2 separate regions of the Homo sapiens genome follow, and region 2 is linked to region 1. The links are chromatin loops, found by intact Hi-C in ENCODE. Cell type or tissue: A673. All regions are shown on one strand. Links, peaks and the distances in the headings refer to the core of each region. The heading gives the core; the rest is flanking DNA.

The links. Hi-C counts contacts between places; a loop is a spot of excess contacts. Peaks named below come from ENCODE experiments on the same cell type or tissue, not always from the same donor. Only the 100,000 strongest peaks of a DNase experiment are listed, where the experiment ranks them.
Region 2: it touches region 1 in a loop (2.5-fold over the local background); 2 of 110 quality-filtered maps call a loop at or near these places.

Annotation. Positions count from the first base shown.
Region 1 is chr11:134,475,085-134,477,983 of GRCh38, forward strand. All of the region lies in intron 3 of B3GAT1-DT (B3GAT1 divergent transcript), which reads left to right. Among named protein-coding and RNA genes, the nearest start is that of B3GAT1-DT, 40 kb to the left of the region's middle. RefSeq lists a silencer at 1,437-1,637. In A673, for the core only: no CTCF peak of the experiment used is centred there; a DNase peak (open chromatin) is centred at 1,537; H3K27me3 peaks cover 1,012 bases.
Region 2 is chr11:134,359,177-134,362,075 of GRCh38, forward strand. The region is part of intron 7 of GLB1L2 (galactosidase beta 1 like 2); the gene reads left to right. Among named protein-coding and RNA genes, the nearest start is that of GLB1L2, 29 kb to the left of the region's middle. RefSeq lists an enhancer at 1-64. In A673, for the core only: a CTCF peak has its summit at 1,240 (motif pointing right); a DNase peak (open chromatin) is centred at 1,295.

The DNA.
Region 1 (2,899 bases), core at 136-2,635:
ATCATGAATGGCCTCGCGTTTCCCCAGAGGGCATGACGCAAGCTTCGCCACCTCACTCCCACCCTCACCACTGGCTGGTTGCTCTTAGGAAGATGCTGTTTACAGGATCACGCAGTGGTTCAGGCCACCACGATGCCACTTCCCCTGCTCTTAACCCCCCACCAAACTGCAGGTGGCTTCCCTGGGAGACTCGGGGCAACACCCTCTCGTCCTGTATGAAGCTTGTACCTTTCTCCACCCAAGTGAGTGACAGCTGGCGGGAGTTTTGCACTGTGGAACAGGGTACACAAAGACACTGGAGTGAGAAGGCAGGGGCATGGCCAGTCTATGTCTAGGAGGTGGTGGCTCCACCTTCCTTGTGGACTCAGCTTTGGAGTCATGCAGGCTGCTCTCTGGGCACTCCTGTGAGCCATTTCTTCTGCTGATAGGGAGGAACGTCCCACTGCCCCAAGATGGGTTCTGTGCAGAGTCTCCCCAGGGTCAAGACAGGAGCTAGAATGTATGTCATAGAAGGATGATCTAAATGGTGACTTCTGGCTGGTGAGGAGAGGCTATGGCACCTCCACGGCTGGTGGCCTCTTGCTGAAGTAAGCATGGTCAGCATCCCCCCTGCACCCTGTGGAGGTGGCTTAATGCATTCCCTTGACTGCAAAGGACTCCTTGCCAAAGAGACCTTCTTCCCCATGAGGCTGAGGCCTCCTAGGACCCTCAGTGCTCAGGAAATTATAACCAGCCACCCCCATCTCCATTCATTGGAGAAGGAGTGACGGCCGCCTCAGTGCCATTAACTCTGTGCTGTGATTAAATGGATCCCAAGGAGACTCCTGCTCAGGGACACCCCCTGTAGGACTGATGCCAGGGCTAGGCTTGCCGCACAGTGCTCTATTCCTTTGGTTATGCACCTTCCTTGGCAGAATCCACGCTTACCAAGAGGAGTCACTCTGAGCTGCTTGCTGCCAGTCACATGCTTAGCAGTAGAAGATATCTTGTGCTTGTCAGGTGACTGTGAGTGAGAGGGAAGGGGGCCCAGCGTGAAGCCAGGTGGGACGGCTTCTGCGGGGCAAGACACCCCACTGGAGGAGGCAGGGGCGCGCTGTGCAGGCCTCAGCACCAGCTCTGGCTGCTGTGGTGGGATCTCAGATCAGTCACTTTGCCTTTTTGGCCTCAGTTTTCTCATCTGTACATCATGGATTTGGGATTAAAGGATTTCTGAAGATTTTACTCATTCTGAGATTATGGTCCCTGGAAACCTTTAGGGAAAAGGGAGCTTCTTCTCTTCATTATTTTAACATACTTGATCTTTTATGTTCTTTGGTAGGGAGAGATGATAGGTAGTTAGAGAAGAAGCAGCTCAGTGAAAAAGCTGAAAGCCTTGTGGAAAAATAAGTTAAATTGACCCACTGTGACTCCAGGGACCTGGGGAGACTTTGATGTCCGTGTTTTTGATTACACATCTCTTCTCTCAGAGTGAAGATGCGCAGTTCTAAGGAATTATGCCCAATGGCAGAATTGGCAAGGGACAGGGAACTGTCCAGCAGAGAAGCTGCTGAAACCCTTCAGGGAACATTCCATTCCGCCAGGGCCCGGCTCTCACGCTCTGCTCTGCAGCGCATCCGGTGCCAAGGAGGGGAGTAGCGAACGTTGACCTTGTCCCTAAGGAGCTTACACGCAGGGAGGTCAGCACAGACACTGGAATATCTAGGACTCTGCTATCGAAAAACACAATTGCTGGCACATGGGTTCAGAAGACAGAGAAGGAAAAGAGCTGTAAAGAGTTGGGTGGGCTGAGGTTTGAAATGGGCTTTAATTATGACTGGACACAATTTGGTGACAAATGGGTGAAATTTCAAGCAGAAGAGGTAGCATGAGCAAAAAGGGGTGTGCAGTCTTTGTGAAGAGAAGGGGGAGGGAGTGGCAAGGGAATAGGACAGAGAGGAGGAGGAGGGAGAGGAAGCCAGAGATAAGGAGCCAGGGGGGGAAGAAAAGGGCAGAAACGAATGTGAAGGAGATTCTGAAGACAAGCCACTGTGGTGGTCCAGGTGGTTCCATGGTGCCGCGCCAAGCCAGGGGCTTGGAATTTAGTCTGGGAGGATGGTGCTGAGTATGGATGAGGAAGGAGAGGAATGGAGAGGGGAGAAACGGGAAGGTACTTCACACTGATTAAGCAAGCTCCTCACAGGGCTATGACTTCTCCCTTCTCAGAAGGAGGTGCCCTGTGGCATGCCTCTAGGCCCAGAGTTAAAGAGCTGGAGCCATTAGGAGCAGCAAGGGGCTGCCTCCCCACTTGTCTGGTTACTTCTGGTTACTTCTCCCTCAGGGTAAGTCCTCATGAGGGATCATCTCTGCCCATGGAGCTGCTTCCGCTGCCCTTAGGCTGGTGTAAGAGGAAGGCTGTGTACCAGAGGTAGATCTTGCTCCTAGTCCACCAGCAAAACACATCCAGTTATTTCTATGCCTCAGTCTCCCTTCCCCACACTGATCTCTTTATTCCCCTACTACCTAGAAATGGAAGGGAGACAATGAGGTGGGAAATAGAGTTTTTCGAAAGGTGTTTTTTGGATAAGACAAAGGCCTCTCAGAGCAGAGCTGGCCATTGGAATGGTTTCCTTTTGTTATTTAATACCGGGGCTTTCACACAGGAGTTTAGCCCAGCTTTTAAGTCTTCAGTATCAAATAGTAGTTGGTGTCACATCCCTGCTGAAATACAGCCATGAAAATGTTTCTTAGTGATAGATTTAGGTTGTACTCCTTAAGAAAAGCCCAAATGTCAAGAATTGCTTCCCACTGGTACACTTTATTGGGGAGAAGGGCATCTCAAATAGAAGGATGGTTGGTCTGTCTAGAAATGGTAAGAATACTACAGGTTAAAGGCAGTGGTGGTCTGGACTAAATGACCCCT
Region 2 (2,899 bases), core at 163-2,662, 120 kb before region 1:
GCGGCCCTGGGCTGGCTGTGCACGCTCCCGCTGTGGGACTGCGACCCAAGTAGGAGTTTCTCTGGTGCCTGTTATTCTCCCGTGCATATGGCACTGGGCTGCAGACACCCTTGGGTTCCATGAGTGGGGAGGGTCTGTGTGAGAGATTGTGGTGCGTGGCTGGCTGGGTGGCTGTTCTCCTGCCCTGCTGGGCACTCGGGCTCCAAGGGCACTCTGCAGATGACTGCTTCACGTGCGGGCTTCCTGTTTTCAGAACATCGCAGCTCCGTTCTTCCCAGCTGCATGGGCCCCGAACCTGGTAGTGACTGTGAGCTCCTCTCCATTCCGCCTGGCACCTAAGCCATTGTTTGCTTTATCTCCCAGTGCTCCTGGAATCCCTACAGGCCTAAGCAGTTGCCTGCTAGCAGCACCCCTGGCCTGCATTGCTGCAGTAGCATTTTCACTGTTGACTCCATAATGTGTTCTCAGCATATCAGCCTCCGTGTGCCTCTGAAAATGTCGTCCAGATTACCCTATCCTGCTGAACGCCAGGCATCTCTGTCACACTCAGAGTGAAGCGCAGGTTCTGGGAATGACCTCGAAAGGCCTCTCCACTTGGCCTCCAGGACCTAGCTGAGCTCACCTCCTGCTCCTTCCCTTTGCTCACACCGTTTCACCCTCTTTACTGTTCCTCCAACATCCAGATCCCCAGCCTGGGGGGCTTTGCTCTTCTTCCAGAGAGCTACATGGCTGTTCTCCGAAGTTAGCGAGGCTTTCTGTAGCACCACACTTGAAATTGAACTTCTTCCTTCGTGGGGCTCACTCAATCCTTCTCCCTGCTTTCTTTTCGCCCTCTCACCTTCCAGGTAGTTTATTTATGTCATTCATCTGTTTCACCCAGCAGTACTCTTGGCGGGGCTTGGGCTTTGGCTGGTTCAGGCTGTGCTCAGGGGCCCAGGCGTGGTTTGTGGCCTTGGTGAGCATAGCGCCCTCCCATCGTTGCAGCGGGGCCCTTCCTGTGGCCTCCTGCACCCGTGCTTGTGTCTGCTCTGGCACATTCCACGCTTTCTTTTCTTTCTTTTGCATTTCCTTCCACAGACCGAGCTGCTGGAAGATCTCTCTATATCCCTGCAGCAGCGCCTAGCTGGCACCCAGGGAGTGAAGGTCCATGAATGGCGAGGAAAAGGCTTTTGTCCCCAGGCAGAGTCAGTCAAGGACCCAGACCTCGTGTCTCCGGCATGGGGAGGACCAGCAGTGATCCCCACGGCTTCCACGCGGTGGCGCCGTCTCCCCACGGCTGCTTCCAAGGCCTGCTCCGGGCTCCGCAGGGCTGTGGCTGTGTTGGGAGACTCCTGGTGCTGGAGCACGTTTTAGCGCTTGGCGGCCTCCCGGTTTCAGGCCTTGCAAGGAAGCCCGGGAGCCGCCACTGCTTTTCCCTGTGGCCCTCCCACCTCCAGGCACCCACCTGCGTGCCCCTGTTGCCACCTGCTGCCCGGAATAACTTCTTTTTTTTTTTTTTAATTAAAAAAATTAAATGGTCTAAAAGTGAAATAATCGAAAATGTTGGTAGAGAAATACAGTGTTGCCTACTCTTCGTTACATTCTCCAGAAATGACCATTTTCAACTCTTTGACTTTTTCTTTGGATATTTTCCTTCTTATTTCCAAATACTGTGAACATACAGCCCTGCATCGTTTGCTTTAAAAGTTCTGCCTATTGGCCGGGCAGTGGCTCAGGCCTGTCATCCCAGCGCTGTGGGAGGCCGAGGCGGGCGGATCATGAGGTCAGGAGATCGAGACCAGCCTGCCCAACATGGCGAAACCCTGTCTCTACTGAAAATACAAAAAATTAGCCGGGTGTGGTGGCGGGCACCTGTAGTCCCAGCTACTCGGGAGCTGAGGCAGGAGAATCCGTGAACCCGGGTGGCGGAGTTTGCAGTGAGCCGAGATTGCACCACTGCACTCCAGCCTGGACGACAGAGCAAGACTCCGTCTCAAAAAAAAAACAAAAAACAAAAAACATTATCCGAGCGTGGTGGCGGGTGCCTGTAATCCCAGCTACTTGGGAGGCTGAGGCAGGAGAATTGCTTGAATGTGAGAGGCAGAGGTTGCAGTGAGCCCCGATGGTACCCCTGCACTCTAGCCTGGGTGACAAGAGCAAAACTCCGTTAAAAAAAAAAATTCTGCCTATTGACTTCTTGTTCCAGTAGGTGATGAGTGTTCTTTCCTGCCAGCATGGCTGTTCAGCCCTGATAGGCGCCAGCGTGGGCCTCGCGGATGTGTATGACAACGGTTCACTGCAGGCACCTGCCACGTGGGTGATGCCCTGCACAGTATCTGTGAATTCTCAGGGTGCCAGCCGGCTCTGCAGTGTGCTTAGTTTTCAGTGTAATTATTCTGTTTGTTTTTCTTTTCATTTCAATTCTCTTTCCTCCCCTCAACTCCCCTGGTGCCGCTTTCTCTTTTAAACAAATGCTTTGCCAGAGATGTCGCAGATGCCTGTCGATGGTGTTCCTCAGGTCCTGTGCCTGTCCGGTTCTGCCTGGGTCTGATCCGGCTCGTGTGGAGGCCTCGCTCTCATTGTTCTGGCCTGCATGGTGGGGGGTCTGCTGCTTGGCTGCATCCCGCGTGGAATCCTGCTTCCTGGAGTTCCAGGAAACAGGATGTTTCTTGGTGCTCCGTGGCTTCCCGGCACCTGCTGTTGCTGCTTCGGCACAGGGGACTCCGGCTCCCGAGCGTTTCCTGGGTCTTCTTCCTCCTCGCCCCCGGCCAAGTTCCTCAGGGAGCCCGCCCTCCCCTTCTCGTGCTGCTGCGCATCCGGGGAGCGGCCCAGTTACGCTCACCATGGTGGGCCGTGCGGGTTGTGCGTGTCTTTCGTGGTGCTCCACCCTCTCGTCCTCGGGTCTTTCGGTCATCCTTGT